Regions from separate parts of the Homo sapiens genome. Here region 2 is linked to region 1. Evidence: read pairs that join two places in POLR2A ChIA-PET (ENCODE). Cell type or tissue: CD4-positive, alpha-beta T cell. All regions are shown on one strand. Each heading gives the region's core, and the rest is flanking DNA. Links, peaks and the distances in the headings are about the cores only. Region 1 has its middle 190 kb from the start of LINC02015. Region 2 has its middle 130 kb from the start of LINC02015.

Evidence for each region. ChIA-PET counts read pairs that join two places held together with the same protein. Peaks named below come from ENCODE experiments on the same cell type or tissue, not always from the same donor. Only the 100,000 strongest peaks of a DNase experiment are listed, where the experiment ranks them.
Region 2: POLR2A ChIA-PET joins it to region 1 with 15 read pairs; 3 of 35 experiments call an interaction of 5 or more read pairs at or near these places.

The regions. Positions count from the first base shown.
Region 1 is chr3:177,999,952-178,009,588 of GRCh38, reverse strand. It overlaps the pseudogene RNU6-1120P. Among named protein-coding and RNA genes, the nearest start is that of LINC02015, 190 kb to the right of the region's middle. In CD4-positive, alpha-beta T cell, for the core only: no CTCF peak of the experiment used is centred there; a DNase peak (open chromatin) is centred at 5,628; H3K27ac peaks cover 948 bases.
Region 2 is chr3:177,938,438-177,948,074 of GRCh38, reverse strand. No RefSeq gene overlaps it. Among named protein-coding and RNA genes, the nearest start is that of LINC02015, 130 kb to the right of the region's middle. In CD4-positive, alpha-beta T cell, for the core only: no CTCF peak of the experiment used is centred there; a DNase peak (open chromatin) is centred at 3,684; H3K27ac peaks cover 676 bases.

The DNA.
Region 1 (9,637 bases), core at 1,199-9,198:
TCTCATTATGTATTTAAAGTCTAATTGTGTCTCCATTTACTGTAATTTTTGAAGTCTTAATTCTGTATTTAGATGATATTATTTTATATGTATTAACTATCTATCTTCTATCTATCTATATATTTATCTATCCATCTATTCGTCTATCTATGCATCCATCTATGCCACTATTTTCTCTGTGAATTAACAGAAGACAAATAACTTCAGTTATTTGGGAAGATTATGCACTTTAAAAAAAGTTAATTTTAAGTTCTGGAATACATGTGCAGGACATGCAGGTTTGTTACATAGGTAACGTGTGCCATGGTGGTTTGCTGCACCTATCAACCCATCATCTAGGTATTAAGCCCCGCATGCATCAACTATTTATCCTGAAGCTCTCCCTTCCCCGGCCCCTCCGACAGGCCTCAGTGTATGTTGTTCCACTCTCTGTGTCCATGTGTTTTCATTATTTAGCTCCTACTTATAATTAAGAACATAGGGTGTTTAGTTTTCTGTTCCTGGGTTAGTTTGCTAAGGATAATGGCTTCCAGCTCTATACATGTCCCTGCAAAGGACATGATCTCGTTCCCTTTTATGGCTGCATAATATTCCATGGTGTGTATGTACCACACTTTCTTTATCCAGTCTATCATTGATGGGCATTTGGGTCGATTGCATGTCTTTGCTATTATGAATAGTGCTTCAGTGAACTTATGTCTGCATGTATCTTTATAATGGAATGATTTATATATATACCCAGTAATGGGATTGCTGGGTCAAATGGTACAGCATGATGCAAATCACAGAGGATTTGAAGTGGAGTCATACGCAAAAATCTAAGACACTTTGGAAATCACTCTCCTGAGGAAGAACATGAATTCCATAATTCTTTAAAAGGCATACGAAAATTATATTCCATATGATCTAATATAAACATTTACATATGTTAAACATATATCTTTCATAAAATCTGGCAGAATCAAATACAGTTCACAAACAGTTATCATATAATTGCCTTATTTTCTGATATATATTGTGTGCTATCATTTCAGAAAACATACTAAGTAAAATTATATTTATCTTCGATAAATACATCCTGTATATTTTCAAAAGAGCGATAGAAGTCACCACAATAATTTTAAAACTACATATGGTTGAGAAAAATGCCAAAGGGGGAGGAAATTAATTTTGATTGGGGTAGTATGTTTCCTGAGTTGGAACAGAATCTTGAATTGCTGGTGGCATTCACACCTCTCCATTACTGCTGTTAGAAATTCTTTATCTACTTCTGGAGTCTATAAAAGCTTAGTGTATCAAAGTGATGCCAAATTTATATGTAACTCCTAATACAATGTTATGAAAATGATTCATTAATAAGCAATACTCAGACTTCTATGATGAAGCATGGAGTCCACATCAGTCTATAGAAGGCTGTTCTCAATCTTAAATTTTAAGTATCTTAAAAGTAAAATCAGGACTATAGTACCTCTACACATTTTGAGCTGAGAACACTATGTTAATTTACATATCATCCAACTAGATTCTATATTCTAGGTCTCTGGACAGGTGGCCTTTATTCTTTTTAAACTGAGAACAGCTAGTATGTCCTGATTTAGTTCACATAACCCCTCTCTCCCACAATAACACACATACAGAAATAAAATACTTAAAATAATATATTTCCCTATTATTACAATTTTTACCTATTTTATTTTCTTCTATTCTATGTTTTTAAAAAATATTGGTCACCAAATTAGATTGATTTAATGTCCCACCAATGTGCATCTGAAAAAATTGCCTTATCAGTGATTTCAAAAATAATTTGGGGTCCTTGGCTTTGGCAGTATGTGTACTCAAATTGGAATGATACAAAGAAAATTAGCATGGCACCTGTGCAAAAATGATATGCCAATTTGTGAAGTATTTCATATTTTAAAAATGACTTGGGGAAGAGTAATCATCAGATAAATGGATAAAGTACATGTGATCCATATATACAATGAAATATCACTCAGCATTAAAAAGAAAGGAAATTCTGACACATGCTACAACATGGATGAACCTTGATTTCATGACGTTCAGTGAAATAAGCCGGTCACAAAAAGACAAATAATGTACGCTTCCACTTATATGAGGAACCTAGAATAGCTAAATTCATAGAAATGGAAAATAGAATAGTGGTTGTCAGCGGCTGGGGAGAGAGGTAAATGGAGAGTTATTGTTCAATGTAAATAGAGTTTCCGTTTTGCAAGGTAAGTGTTCTGGAAATGGATAGTAGTGGTTGCACAGCAATGAAAATTTACTTAACACCATTGACTGCACACTTAAAAATGGTTAAGATGGCAAATTTTATGCTATGTATATTTTACCATGATTACAGAGAATTTTTTAAATCACTTAGGCAAATACAAATTTTAGTGATGTACTTCAGATTTACTGAATCAGGAATGGGGACCTTAAATCTGGGATTATTTAAGAGCCTTCCAGGTAAATCCGATTCAAAGTGGCTTAAGAACCACTGCTTTAAGATACAACTATGACTTTTCCTCCCAACACCTAAATTCTTTTGCTGCTTTGAAAGGAACAAAATTGTGAGACAAGAACTCACAGAAGCCTAACCTTATCCTTAATCAGGACTTAAAAGAAAACAAAAATAGACTAAGAATTTTTCAAGAGGGAAACTAGTTACACAGTGCATGTTCATGATATGGATATTGACTACAGAGAAAGAAACATTTCCAGAGAGACACAAGATGATAATAAAACACGCAAGTTCTAACACTGGTTCTCATACTTTTTTGTAGTCATATTCAGGGTCTTCTCTCAAATGAAAAAAAAAAAGCTACCTTATTTTGCCTTTTATATGCCAAGACCTTTGCAAATATTACCTCATCTAACATGGCAATGTCCCAATGAGGATTTATGTTTTTATTTTATTCATAAGGAAACTGAGGCTTATAAATGTCAATTCCTTGCCCAATGTCACGTAGCTCATATGTGGTGAAAACTACATCTACCTGACTCCTAAACCTTTAGTCTTTCCAATGCTACCTTGCCTCTCTGCAAGATTTCATTCCATTCTTACACAGCACACTGGAGTAGACCTCGTTATTGTCATTTTAAAAATAAGAAAAGAACCTCAGGGAGATGACTTTATGAAGGTCACAGTAAGCCTTCTACATTTTGATTCGATTTTCATCCATAAAATAGAGCTATTTCACTTCTGAGAAATATATTGAAGAAACCAAATAAAATTGGATGTCATAAAAATAATGCGAGAAGGAGTAAAATCTTGATTAATAGAAAGTGCCAGGCAGCTATGGTTAATTGAAGGTTAACTAGAGACTTCTTTTTGTTTTAACCTTTAATGCTGAAAATCCTTTCAAAATAAATTGAACCACATCCTGGTTTATGTAAGTTTACTGTGATGAATACAATTAAATCTTTCTTTGAGAGTTTTTTTTTAACTTCTGTGTATCCCCATTGATGTAGATTATACAGGAAATTAATTTGAATTTTTATGGAGACCAGAAAAAAACTTAAACTGACTCTTTTGACCAAGTCTCTAATAGGAGTTTGTATGGTCTCTTTCATAAAACTAATGCACCAAAAATAGTTCCAGGTCTGCTTTTATGAGATGAATTCAAAGAGGTTGGACTGTAGAAGATACAGATCAATATTTTATGCCCATCCTTCTCCAAATGGGATTTTAGGCTGGAAAACTATTAGTATTTTTTGCTTTTAGTATTCCCTTACATCAAGGGAGAAGATGTATTTATGACTTATGTAGATTGTTCAAAGGTAATAATGTCCCTAAACTTCCTCATTTATTAGAGAAATATGAAAAGTTCAGGTTCCTCAGAGGATCCAGTGAAATCCCCACTCTAAAGAGCTGACCTCAAACTACCTTTGCCCAGACTAACTGTTACCTGCAAGCCTTCCCTTTATCCACCAGCATTACCCTCACTATTTTCAAAGACAGACGCCTGCTGAAACAGAGAGATGAATAATTTGAAATGAGCATAAATCAAGGCATAATTAAAGTGACACATGATAAAGGTGGCTACTACAAGAGCTTTAAGCATCTTTACTGGCCAGTCAACACCATAGCCTTTCTAGGTTAACAAAATAATATTAGAAATAGATTTCTGTTGTTGAAATTAGGGATTAGTGATTTTTTCAAATAGACGCAAAAACTGTTAGAGGCATTTAGTCTGTTGGAAGACTATAGTTTAAGAATCTAACTAGCCTTTCAAAATTTAGCTGTAAGAATTGCACCCGAGACTTGATTTCTATAGAGACCTCTGTCCAGACATTGGATTGGGGGATTTTTGGCCACCCAAGTCTAACTAGAACATCAGCCGAGTCCTACTGTTGGAATCATATTGCATTTGCTGCGTTTGCCTTCAGGGGAATCTACCATCCTTAGTACAGTCTTAGCACACACACACACAAAAAGATAAAGCCAAGAATTCGTAGAGCTTATGTTGTGTATACTTGCTATTAAATGTCTATATTTGAAGAAGAATTTTATTTTCAATTACTTAGAAAGATGGTATAAGAGCAGATAAAAACTATAGGCTATTAATCTCTACTCAAAGGAGGCTAATATTTTTACATCTAATTTTTTTAGGTCAGTTCACAACAGTAGATATCAAAGTGGAGTTTGCATGATCGTTCCTAAAGATCTTTAGTCAGAAAATTAAAAAAAAAAAGATCTTTAGTCAGTAGGCAGACTAGATGGTCAATAAAAATCCCTTCCATTCTACAGACACAAACCTCTTCATATGAGCTCACATTTAGAACATTCCTAGAGAAGTAATCACTTATCTGGAACATTTTGATAATTAGAAATGACTTGCCAAGGAGAATTTGCTTGTTCCCATAGTCTTGGATTGATGATCCCTTTAGAGAAATCGATTTGCTGTGACACAGGCAGAATGTATGTGAAACACAGAAATTGTGATAATAACCCAAGCCCAGTATTTCACATGGCAGCTGTTGTAAGAAGAAAGTCCACCTAATGGGGCAATGATAGAGCATGGCTTCCTAAAGACGAGCTGAAGAGCTTCCCCAGGCAGGGTGAAAAGAGACCTGAAGTTGTGATATATAAAATCCTTTTAGATAAGGAAATAAGTCTGACCTCTTTTTGCCTCTTTGACACTGCTCTCACTCTCCCTGGCTGCCCTTTCAAGATTTCTTCTTTCAGACTGAGTTAAACATTTACATGAATCTCTCATTTATAAGATTAAAAAATTGTGCATGAGATGCCAAACGATCTAGTAGAGATTCACAACAAGGCAACAAGTTCAAATAGGTTTGGCAGACGTAGGATTCTCATTCCCAACACCTTGTCTGGGAAACCAAGTGCCCTCCATGTCTAGTAGCAGAGAGTTAACAAATTCATGTAAAACTTAAAACCTATCTTTTCCAGGAGAAAATCCAGCTCCATGTGTGTGAGTGTTTTTCATGTTATTAAGAGGGCTAAATATCACTTATGTTTATCACCACATTTGTGGAGTTGAATATCAGATATCTTATTCTCCAAAACTGTCAAATTTTGTGGTTGAAGACATATTTTACCAAACCACTCCTTTCTCTAACACATGTGAACGTGACGACAGAGAGAGAGAGAGTTGCCTAACCTAATGGCTTCATTTCCCAAATTCTTCTACATCATATAAGTGAGGCTGAGTCAGCACCTACATTTCCTGTTGTCTTCCACCTGTTCTTCTTTTGCACTTGCTCTATTTGTAATTTTACTGATCTGCTAGCTACCTACTATATTGTCCAAAATAGAAATAAAATATTTTATATTTACATTTTAAATAAAATAGATTTAAGTAAGTAAAACTCAGTGTCTTTACAAGTTTATAGTTCGGGCTATATAAGGCACAGAGCCTTCCTCTACATTTTCCACTCACCATCTGGGCAGTCTTTCTTCTGGCAAGACTTTAAAAATGAAGGGGAGCAAAAGCTTTAGGGGAGGAGTTGGGGAGGGAGGGTGGGCTAGAGAAACAGTGAAAACATGGTTTCAGAAGTTTACTAAGCACCTGCCAAAGTACTGGCATTCACTTCAAGATTACTTTTCTTTAAAGATGTTGAAAGATGCAAAACATTGCTCTTTTCCTAAAAAAGAAAAGCCATATAATCTACAAAACGTTAACTTTTCTTGGGCCCATCAGAAAACTGAGATCAAAAGGTATACGAAGTACATTAGGACTGTTATAACAGAATACCATAGATTGGATGGCTTAAAAAACAAGCATTTATTGTTCACAGGTTGGGAGGCAGAGATGTCCAAGACCAAGGTGCTGGCAGATCCAGTCTACAGTGAGAATACTTTCCCTGGTTTGTATATGGCCTTCATTTCATTGTATCCTCATTTGGTGGAGAGTAGAGAAAGAGCAAGGTGTCATGTCTCTTCATGTAAGGGCACTAACCCTTCTCATGAGGACTCCACCCTCATTACCTAATCGCCTCCCAAAGGACTTACCTCTGATACCATCATGTTGAGGGTTAGGATTTCAACATATGAAATTTTGGGAGATACCAACACTCAATTCATGATATAAGACAATCAAATAAATGCAATTCCAAAGAAGGGCAAGCCTCAAAAAAAAAAAAAAAAAAAAAACAGATACACAAACTTATTCACCTACATCAGAGTATACAACATAAAATGGATAAAAACAACTTAGCAAAAGCTTAATAAATTCTTCAATACTAAGTGTGGTCAAGCATGTAAGTTTAGAAGAGCTGGTAGAACCAGATGTAGGGAAGCCAACACTCACATTTTCTATTCCACAGACTTCTATCAGATGCTTACAAGAAAGACTGGAGGATGAGCAGGTTACAGGGAAGAGTGCCACTCAGTGTGGCACAGGCATAAAGGAGATGATTGGCAGTTACTAATGACCAGGCCAGAGCTGTGCCTACTTCCCTGAACTGTTCTTTCCTACAAAACAAAAGCCTTAATATTCTAGAGAAGGGCAATGAACGCTCTCACTCTCAGCAAATGGGTAAAGATGCATTGCTTCTGGTATAGGAGTAGAATAAAACCAACATTTTATTGGGAAAGGAGTAGAAAAGCTTCTCATCCTTAGGACACAGCCTCCATTCTTGCTGAGATGGAAGTAAAAGCAAAAGTCCTTCTACTTGAGTGCCATACACTGAATGTTTGTATCTCCTCAAAATTCATATGTTGAAACTTAATCCTCAGTGTGCTGGTGCCTTTGGGAGGTAATTAGATCATGAGAGTAAAGCACTCAGAAATGGAATTAGTGTCCTCATAATGAGACCCCAGAGAGATCACTCAACCCTCCTGCAATGTGGGGATGCAGAAAGGAGATGACCTTCTAGGAACCAGGAAGAGGACCCTCACCAGACACAGAGTCTGATTTCACCTTGATCTTGTACTTTCCAGCCTCTAGAACTGTAAGAAATAAATTTGTTGTTTATAAGTCACCCAGTCAATAGCATTCTGTTATAGCTCCCCAAATGGACTAAGACATTGGGGGAAAGGCAAGAAATTGTCTTGAACCTAGCATCCTACACTCATAACACAAAGAGATCTGTCATAACTGGAGGAAGAACAGGAAACTCCTACCTAAGACCACAAAAAAATATAAAGCAGTGTTTGGCTGGGGTGAAAAAGAAGAACAGGATGTAGAGAAAGCCCCACCCCTGAGGCCCAGGCACACAAATCTTGCCTAAGACTGACCAGGAAAATAAAACAAAACAAAAATGCCATCATTCCATTACAAACCTAGCAAAACTAACATGCAACAACAGTGTACTGCTGGTCACGAGCTAGGAGAGAAACTCCCTGTGTGGCACAGCTATGCAGGGTGGTTCTACCAAAACCAGAGAGTACAACTCCAGCACTGAGAAAGATCCTCCAGGTCCCCAGGCACCACACTAAGCACAAGCTAATGGAAGACAAATGCTGTAAGATTTAAAGCCAGTGCTACATTAGAACAGCATTATCAAGGAAAATAATCCAAGCCCAGATCAACAACTAACTATATTAAATCCACTCACCATGCTAAGAACTTCACCAAAGAAGATGCAAGTCCTTTTCCAGACATAAATACTATTAATCTCAGACCCAGTAATTCCTTTTCACACAATGGAATCACTCAATTGAAACTACAAGGCACACAAATGAAACCCAAAAAGAGCTATCAATTGTTAATGGTAAAAGCAATCCACAAAACCAAAGAAATGACCTAGATTTTAAAGCAATCAGATGAATAAAATAGCCATTATTAATATGTTAAGGTATCTAGTAGGAAAGACGGATTATATATAGGAACAAATAGTAATTACAACAGATAGAAACTACCTTTAAAAAATCAAGGCTGGGCACGGTGGCTCACGCCTGTAATCGCAGCACTTTGGGAGGCCGAGGCAGGTGGATCACGAGGTCAGGAGATCGAGATCATCCTGGCTAACATGGTGAAACCCCGTCTTTACTAAAAATACAAAAAATCAGCCAGGCGTGGTGGCGGGCTCCTGTAGTCCCAGCTACTCGGTAGGCTGAGGCAGGAGAATGGCATGAACCCGGGAGGCGGAGCTTGCATTGAGCCGAGATTACGCCACTGCATTCCAGCTTGGGCAACAGAGCAAGACTCCGTCTCAAAAAAAAAAAAAAAAAAATCAAGTATGGGCCAGGTAGTGGTGGTTCATGCCTGTAATTCCAGCATTTTGGAAGGCCAAAGTGGGAGGATCACTTGAAACCAGGAGTTTGAGACCAGCCTGGATAAGATAGTGAGACCCCGTCTCTACAAAAAATAAAATAATTAGCTAGTCATAGTGGCATGCACCTGTAGTCTGTGCTACTCAGGAGACTAAGATGGGAAGATTGCTTGAGCTCAGGAGTTTGAGGCTGCAGTGAGCTATGATTGCGCCACTGCACCCCAGCCTGTGCAGCAGAATGCATTAGTACATTCTTGCACTGCTATAAAGAACTACCTGAGACTGGGTAATTTACAAAGAAAAGAGGCTTAAATGGCTTACAATTCTGCAGGCTATACAGACTTCTGCTTCTGGGGAGGCCTCAGGAAATTTATAATCATGGCAGAAGGGGAAGGAGGTGCTTTTTTTTTTTTAAGGAGTTTCGCTCTTTTGCCCAGGCTAGAGTGCAGTGGCACAATCTTGGCTCACAGCAACTTCCACCTCCCGGGTTCAAGTGATTCTCCTGCCTCAGCCTCCCAAGTAGCTGGGATTACAGGTGCCTGCTACCACACATGGCTAATTTGTGTATTTTTAGTAGAGACAGAGTTTTGCCACGTTGGCCAGGCTGGTCTCAAACTCCTGACCTCAGGCAATCCACCTGTCTCAGCTTCCCAAAGTGCTGGGATTACAGGCATGAGCCACAGAACCCCTCCAGGAGACGCATCTTACACGTCAGAGGCAGGAGTAAGAGAGTGAAGGGGGAGTTGCTTTACACTTTTAAACAACCAGATCTCGTGAGAACTCACTCACTATCATGAGAACAGCAAGGGGGAAATCAGCCCACATGATCCAATCACCTTCCTGCAGGCCCTCCTCCAAAACTGGGGATTACAATTTGACAAGGATTTGGGTGGGGCACAAATCCAAACTACATCACAGAGTGAGACCTAGTATTTTTTTTAAGTCAAATACACAT
Region 2 (9,637 bases), core at 635-8,634, 61 kb after region 1:
TGACATTGCAGGGGCAATGGTCATCTTCTTTCAACCTGGATATATTCGCATAGTGCACCTGCAGACCTTTGAACATATATCAGGTTTTCTGAAACTCTCCCCTTTCAGAGCCTCCCTCTTTAATTAACTATCATAATATTGATATTTATGAGTAATGTGGTCACTGGAAGTGGGGATCTCTGACCTACATGGGTGAAAAGAATTCTATTGCAAAAGATCTCAGGTATTTAAAAAAATTATCTCAAGGATAGAAAAATGATGCATATAAAAGATAACAAAATTAAATCTTATTCTTCCAATTCCACTGGAGAATCATTTCCACTTCCTCAAAAAAAATCTGCATGACATACTATTATATCTAGAAAAAATGTTATGTATATAAATAAAATGCAATCCAGCCACAAAAAATTAGTTCGTGATGTATTTGAAATGTTATCAAATTCATCAAATAAATTTAGAAGAATACCACCATCTCCCTTTATATTTGAAAACATTGGTCTTATTTACCCTTGTTATTGTTGCATGCTGTATTAGCAGACTTATTTAGGGAAGAAAATTTATGTGAGTTTCCCTAGGCAGTTCAGTGACAATTCAGATGAGTTATGTTATAATTTTTTGTAATTAGCATTTGTAAAAACAGAAACAGCCTTTACATACAGTCGAAGTATAAAACTCCTTCCTAGATTTCAAACCACTAAATAAATCACCTCTAGTTTGTACCTTATAGTTGAATGCCCATTGTGAGTTACTAATTCTAATTCATGTCAGTCTGGGTACAAATAATAGTTTGCAGAAATTTTAGCTTTGTCATCCAACTTAAATATCACTGAGTGGAGTTTACTGAAGTCAGATCTGATTATTTTGCAATAACACAATTTCACTTATTCTTAGTAGTGCTTGCCAAAGTATTTCACAATTATTGGATCTGATATAAAATAAAGCCCTTGCCCTGACTTTCTAATTTGTATTCGGCTTTGAGAGAATAATTTTGTCATCACACAAGTAGCGTGCATGTGAATATATTTCTCATAAATACGTAAATGGTGGTGGCTTACTAGAAAAACACTCAGAAAATACTTTTAAAGACACAACTCATTTTTTTTTCATTCTATTTGGACTCTTTTAAAAAAGATGCTTTGAAAATTTCAGATGTTGCTGTTATTATTATAGTCAAATGATTGATAGTAGTATATCATATTAATTGTTCTTAATGGGGATAATAAATAATAAAATAATTACAATAATAATGATAAAAAGTAATTAGAGTGAGTTGTATTTCGTAATGCTTCTGAATGAGTATGTTTGGTAACATGATTAAATCTCTCCAGTATGCAATAAAAACATATTTTTGAGTAGAGTACTAGAATGTCCTGCAGCCAAAAATTTCATATGCACAATACAACCCCCAGCCAAATTCAGGGGTGATATCTTATGAATGGCTCTGCTAAAAAAGAAATGTACAACTATTGTACTATATTACACTACTCCAAAAGTCAGAATAATAATAATAATGAAAATAATCAGAAATATCAGATACAAAGAGATTAAGGGATTCCAGAATTTCCAGATTAGAGAAGCTGAGGACTCTGTAAAACAACTTGACTGTTCACTTATTTTTAAATACGCTTCTTGGACTCCAGCCATAAGGATTCTGATTTAATAGGTCTGGGTGCAAGCTCATTACTGGCATTTTTTTGATAGGCACCTTTGAAGATCCTGGTGAAGGATGTCCCATACCACACTGAGAAGTGTGATCTGGGAAAACCGAGGTATCAGGCAGGTTGCCGAGATAAAGACTCTGACGTGTAGAGAAATGCTGAAACCTAGTTACCAGAGTCAGGTCACGATATCTCCAGCCTGGGAGTGATGCCCCAGAAGTTGTGTAAAGACTATCATGTCCAAGATTAGGTTGGTCTTAAGGAGTAGGGTGGGGCTGAAGCTACAGGCAGGATTGCAAGAGGTTCGGGCTAAGAACAGTCCAAGAGGCTGAGACAGGCAGCGTCTGCCTCTCAGTGCTTTTTCGTATTTCATCTCCTGGATACTCTACAGCCGAGGGAAGTATGGTTCTCCCCTCTCAAATGAGCCCAGATTTGGGGTGTGGGACGAGCCATTCTCTTTCTTCTCAAACTTGTTGGAGTAGGCCCTAGTTTTTATAAAGAGGTGTCAATTGTAACTAATGAAGAATGAGGAGGGCAGAAGAGCCTGGGCTGGGACTATGGGGACACATTGATGGGTAACTCTCCGGACTTATCAGTGAAGTGTACTTCTAATCTGCCAGTGTCACATCTGTGAGCAAAATGACTTCCTGGAGTTCACTTAAAGGAAAGAGTAGAGCTGTAATAGAAATAAGTGATTTCTAGTTTAGCTGAGCATCACTATCACTTGGGAGAACATTAAAATCTCTCTTCCTCAAAATCAAAATCAAATATTATATAAAATTCCTCTCCCAAAGATCCTCATTCAGTAGGTCTTGGGCAGAGTTTAAGAATCTGGGTATTTTTAAATAGTTATTTAGTTAATTCTTATAGTCAGTCAGAATTGGGAACCACTATACTAAAGTATGTTGGAAAGTTAACATATGCCTAAATACTGTCTTTGGTTTATGACGACCTTATACCTTGAAAATTCTGATAATTAATTCTATGCTTATTAACTACTACAGTCAAATGTGTAATTTTCCAGGAGTATCTGAAATGTTGCTTCATGTTTTCATGCCTCCAATCATAATTCAAGTTAAGACGTTTTAGCTAGAGTCCACCAACAATTATTAAATTAGTGTTTTGGGGTTGTGTTGCTACTTCTGCTTTACCTAATGCTCCATGGAAGGCAACTAGAGTGTGACTAAAATTTTAGCATCAAACAATGGTTTTCAAAAAGGGAAAGGTCAAGGCCTACTTAAGCATACAAAGTCAAAGGGAAGAACCTCTGGTATTCTCAAGGTCCAGATAAAGCATAATCTTTAGCAAAATGCCAAAACTGCAAAATGTAGATTTAATATAATATATTCTCTTTTGGATAATGAAGCATTCATTAGGAGGGGGAATTTAGCATAGAGTGACATCATGTAATTATGACAGGCTGTGACATAGTGGCAAGACTGACACCGAGTAATGACCATCAGGGTTACTTAGAATTTTTCCTCAATTAAGGGGAGATGGTAAAGCAGATGGAGACAGAGAGGCATCCAGAAAACTTGGTATTGTTGTTCTGTCTAAAAAGAGTAAAAAAATGCTAGCTGAGAAAGCTACGTTCTTGAGCTAATTATGAGAGCTGAAGACATAAAAAATAACATTTCACTTTCAAAAGGCAAGATAGATGTTAAAAAGCTTACCAGCAGGGATTCAAGGGAAAATGGCATAAAACCACTGGTTTTTGGCTGCTTTCGGCACAGACTGTAAAGTCCTGTGATTCTTGAGGAAATGATGTAGCAAGCAGTGAGAAGAAAAAGTGTCATAGAGGTCTGTTCTAAAGGGCACAGAATCTACCCTAAGACTGCCTCATCTTTTGTCTGGAAACTACAGTTACTCTTCAACCCCTCAAAACCATCTATATCTATATGGTTACTATAGGGCTTCCCTAAGAGTATAATGTGACTCCATCTGCTTGTTACAGTCATTGGCCTTCGGATGGGCATCTGGCTCAGGCTAAGCAAATCACACTTCTCTGAGAATTTGGAATGGATCCAAAAGTTCCTGCTTGCTTTGACAGCTTTCTTAAAAGGAAGTGATGAATTTGGGGGAAACGAATTCAAAAACCACTTCCTGTCATAACTATAAAAGAGAGAAGTCAAGTCTGCAACTTGAGAAAAGAAAGAAATAGAGTGAAAGAGAAGCAGAGACAAGAGAAAGAATGTTGGTGGCATTGTGTGTCTCTGTACCAATTATTCCTTGGGCCTGGATGCAATGTGCTCTACTCCACGTTAGTCTAAATTGGGCATTCATTATTTCAATCAAAAGAGTTCTAAATACTGTGGAGACAGAATGCCATAGGACTGCCCAAACAAGACCAAGGCCAAATATCCAGAAAAGAAAAAGGAATCGGAAGTAACTAAAGAATTGCACTCTGGGTGTGATGGCTCACGCCTGTAATCCCAGCACTTTGGGAAGCAGAGGTGGGCAGATCACAAAGTCAAGAGATCGAGATCACCCTGGCCAACATGGTGAAACCCCGTCTCTACTAAAAATACAAAAATTAGCTGGGCGTGGTGGTGTGCCTCTGTAGTCCCAGTTACTCAGGAGGCTGAGGCAGGAGAATTGCTTGAACCCGGGAGATGGAGGTTGCAGTAGGCTGAGATTGTGCCACTGCACTCCAGCCCGGGCGACAGAGCGAGATTCCATCTAAGAAAAAAAAAAAAAGAAAAAAAAGAATTGCACTCCAAAATAAAGCCTACTGGGGAGGGCTGAAAACAAACTATGAGTAAAGCTGTCACCAGACACCAGAAAGCAAAAAGGAATAATCGGGCTCAAGCCTTGATCCAAGAAGTAGGGGTATGGGTGTCAAGTCCTAAGAAGTTTGGTTACAAGTGGATAGGCCAGACTGAAAATGTTTAAAATAGCTTTGGTTGACTGAGGTTGGCAAGGTTCAGCATCCACATCTGAAAAGTCAGCCTCTAATTTCTAACTGAAATAGAGAAAGAAATGTTATGTTCACTTTTTAGAAGATCTTGATTTCAGTAAAGAAGAGACCCCCCCTACGTGGTATAACTGCTATCTTTGCTGTTGTTACTATCTTCTAGTGGATCTATCTCTGTTAGATATTATGAGGTTTTTCCATATAAAAAGGAAGTACATTTAGTTGTATCATTCATATGAATTTTTCAATGATCTCTGTTTTCAAGTATGAGTTAGGTCTAATCATTGAACATGGTGATGCTCACCTAAATTACAAGAATAAAGAAAGCATAGGAGTTATTAACAGTCTTCTAGCAATGGGACTTGAAAATTCAGCCTATTAATTGATGACATATGTTTCGATGACATACGTCATAGATTGTCTAATTTTACTCTTGTCACATAAATTTATCTAGTGCTAAGCATATGAAAATGGTTCTGTGAAGTATGGCCAATTTTAACATAGACATGTATTTAATCTTAACTTTCTACAGATTATTATTATTTTAATCATTGTGCTGATGTTTTAAAAATACCTAAAGAGACCAGCTGTGTTGACAAATGAATTAAATTAATACACTATTTAAACTTAGACAAATAGATCTTAGTCTGTTGATGGACATGAACATTGCTTAGGTTTTAAGAGCAGTAAGTCCAGCGTAATAAAGAGTTATTCAACCAGGCCATTCCATCACGTCTAATTCTGTGTACTTGACCTTTAAGTAACTGAGAAAATATCCTAAGACAATGACATGCTGTGTAAAGTTTTATACTATAAGAGGGTACCGAATTTGGAAAATGAAGAGAAGTGATAAGAATTCTGGTTTTTCATTCTTAGTGAGTTCAAGCAACTCAGACTCTCTGAACTTTCATTTTTAAAAACTGAAATCATGTTACTATTATCTTTCCTGCTACCTTAAAAAGGAAAAGGTGGCAGTAAGGAAGCCTAATAGCGCTAGGAAAAGCTCTTTGTTCCAAAAAAAAAAAGAAGGAAAAGGAAAAAAAAAAGAACAAATAAAAATAAAAGAAACAAAAAAGACTACCCCCCACCTGCCTACACACTCCCATGCATTACTGACCCCTTACCCCTTTAAGTTTCCAGCAAATAACCAAGAATGAAACTGTTGGAAAGTGAGATTGGAAACAAAAAACTCAGAAATACATCAAAGTCTTCAGAGGTAGGAAAAGAGGGAAGGCATTTTTGTGATGTGACTTTCGATATGCCAAAATGGCTCCTCTGATTAAAGACAAAAATAAGACTCAAGTTGTCTTCATACTTACTAATGTTCAAAATTCTCCAAAACAAAATTTATACTTTTGTAGTATAAAGTTTATCTCTGGACATCTACACTTGTTGCAATGCATTAGGAATAAAAAGGATGATTTTTATTACTCATTGCACCTTATTCTAAATAAGTTAGCATGTATTGAGTACCTACTATGTGCTATGAACATAACTAAGCTACAAAGAGTAATAACATACATTCTTGCTTTCAAGGAGGTCACTGGCTAATGGGAGATCAAATTTGTATGTCAAAAGCTGCAATGCATAATGCAATAAACTCCCAAACTCATTGAAGTGCAAACTTCAACGAGAAGAAACAGAAAGGAGGTGGAGTTGGGAAAGGAGTTTTTTAGGAACAGTCTTTCTTGCTTGAAGGTGAGAGAAAATAATTAGCATGAGAAGATTAGGTACCTATGAAAAAAATTCATAAAATGTAGGATAATCACAGAAATGGAAAACAAAGTTTAAGAAAAAATAGACTGCTTTGCTAGCAGTCATATGATTGGTAATCTGGGCACAAATTCTGGGACACTTGAGTTATAATCTATTCAAGAGTTATTTTTTAAGTCCTATTACTACCTAATCAATTATAAAAGAAAAAACAATGGCAAAAGAAGATCCCAAAAAGAGAGTGAGCAAATTTGGGGTGACTGTACTCCTGAAAGCTGAAAATCTTAGTTGGATTAAAGAAATCCAACAGGAAATGGATACCCAGCTAACAAGGAAAAAAAGAAGAATATAATACCATGATACTTTCCCTGACATAAAGGGGCCATATGTGCCTCGAGTGGTTTCATATGCCCAGACTTCTTTTTTTTTAAATACTTCCAAGTATATATTGTCAGATCAGGAAAATAATATTTATAAATCAAAAAATAGGATGATAATAAACACCTTTGCTTTATTCTTCTTGACTGTCTTGGAAGAATAGCTATCATTTTTTTCCAGAATCATTTGCAGGTCATTTTCACATCAGGTAATACTGACTGTCATCATCTCCTTTTGATAGTTGATCAAATGTAGTCCTGTCACTATCAGAGACTATCTGAGAACTCATGAAACTTCTCCTTAGTGGTCGAAATGTAAATGTCCCTATTCTTAGACTTTTATAATCATTTCTTTCCTGAGTTGCCAGATTTTTACCTCCTTGCCTTTCAATTTCATATATAATTTTTGTGGATAAAAAGGGGAAACCCCTGTAGGATTTGTCCTTGTTCTCTACCACCTCGAGAGAATGGAATTTTGAAAGAGTTCACCCAATAAAAAGAAATAAGAGTAACTTGCAGTTACAGCTCCTCTAAACATCCTAGCAGTGTCCTTATTATTTGCATTCAGGTTTTAAAAAAGGGTACAGAGCAAATATAAATTAGATCCATCTGAGGTGAAACATTTCATTATATTTTATTATCTCCAAATCAATTCCTAAAGCAATGTGTGAATTCAAATGTTTTATCCAGCATTTTCAAGAAACCAATTTAAAATCACAAAGCTTAGAACAAATCGCCAGAAATATTGCAAGCAGTCATTAAGTTACTCCAAACCGATTAAACTCTATGTTTATACATGCAGTAATATACATGCACTTGCTCCTAATTTCCTTTTGTAATTAAGCACGTATACAGAGGTATAGCCTTACTTGAAAAATAATTTTAATCCTCTTGTTTAATCTTTTTCCTGTTCTCTCTGGCCCCTGCTACCAAGTGGCAATAGTCATTATGTCTAGCATTAACCTTCTTTTATCATGTATGAGACCAGTTTCTTTTAAATACGCATATATACTACGTAGTGAGTTTCTAGGCATTCTGAAATTGCATTATATTTGGGAGATATTTCATTCCCAAATCTATGGAGAGATACTCCCAGAAGGTTACTCAAACATAACCCAGATGTAAGTGTTCCAAAATTTAGTGTCAATGATATATGGGAAATGAACACAAATTGCACTCGTTTATAGTCAAGATCAGCTAAAATGCAACACTGTTGGATATACATTTCTGTTTATAGAAATTAACCTCCAACCCAAGATATTTAATACTGTTCTGAAATCTATTCAAATGTAAAGATTATTGACCAATTACAGGAGAATCATCACATTAATTAATAGAGTCTCATCTGTTAGAAATTCTTGCATGGGTCAAAAACAACGACATTGAAATTTCTATAAAAGTCAGTCAATTTGAACAAAACTTTTTAAACCAAGGGAGTCTCAGGTATTTAGTAAAGGGAAAGGGAAATAATAGCATTGAGCTCCTACTATGTCCTAGACTCTTAAAGTGGCTTTGCTTAACACACACACACACACACACACACACACACACACACACACACACACACTTGCTAATAAGGAAATAGATATCCAGAGAGGATTAATAATTTGCAAGTGTCACACAGCTTATGGAAGAACTGGAATTTAAATCTAGCTCTAATTCTAAACTCATGTTTTTTATACAATGCAAACAGCCTACCCAGTAAAATAAGTCTTTGCTTTTGGGGAATGTTAGCATTCATATATAGCATTTCACATACTTGTGTACAAATATCGCATTAAGCTTTTCCAAAAAAAATTTTTCTATATATTTGTCTAAGCTCTAAAGTGCTAAATGTTAACATCTTTCTAATGTGTTTTCTTGCTAGTATAATTTATTTAAGCATTTCTAATATTGGGCATCCAAATTGTTTCCAAGTTCCTTTTATCATCAATAAGTCACAAGTAAAGTCATTCCTTCCTTAAGATTTTTGTTTCTTACGTGAACTATTTTTTTTAAGATATAGTTTTAGGCCAGGCGTGGTGGCTCATTTCTGTAATCCCAGCACTTTGGGAGGCCAAGGCAGGTGGTTCACCTGAGGTCAGGAGTTCAAGACCAGCTTGGCCAACATGGTAAAACCCCATCTTTACTAAAAATACAAACATTAGCTGGGTGCGGTGGTGGCCACCTGTAATCCCAGCTACTCAGGAGACTGAGGCAGGGGAATCACTTGAGCCCAGGAGGTGGAGGCTGCAGTGAGCCGAAATTGTGCCACTGCATTTCAGCCTGGGTAACAGAGTGAGACTCCATTTCAAACAAACAAAAAAAGAAGATATAGTTTTAGTTGTGAAATTTATGGGACTAAAGGATATGACACCTATATAGGTGCACACTGCTGCCTTTTTCCCCAAACAGATGAACTAATTTAAAATAAAGTATTGTTATTTTTAAAAGACCTTGTCAGCACTCACATTGTATAATGGTGAGGAGAACATCAAGCTTCAGGAATTTATCATGCAAAGTGTTGTTGTGAATTGCCCTTGAAAAAGATAGCGACGGACCTCCTCCCCTCCCCTGAATTATGTTGCATCCCAGCAGACTAAAATGCTTATTAATTTTTAATATTATCCTTCTGAATGGAGAGCATGATAAATGTTCTTTTGTATATTCTTGTACAGTTTGAAATCTTAGAAATGCTAAGATCTCAGGACATCTATGCTAAGCCCAGTAAACACTGACGAGCTTTTACATTCCTGGAGGAGGGTATGTACCAGAAGTAAGAGTAATTATTAAATTACCTGAAACATCAATTCTAATCATAATAACAACTACTAATGTTTGTACAATGCTTTCCTGTTTAGATAGTGTTTTCCCATGTGTCTGATGCTGAGTAGATTATACTGTGCTGGAGTTTGCGAGATACAGAGAACTGTGTGCCAGAAATAAAGGTAGTATCTCTGTCCTTATTGATGCTAACAGTTTCATTGGATTAAAAA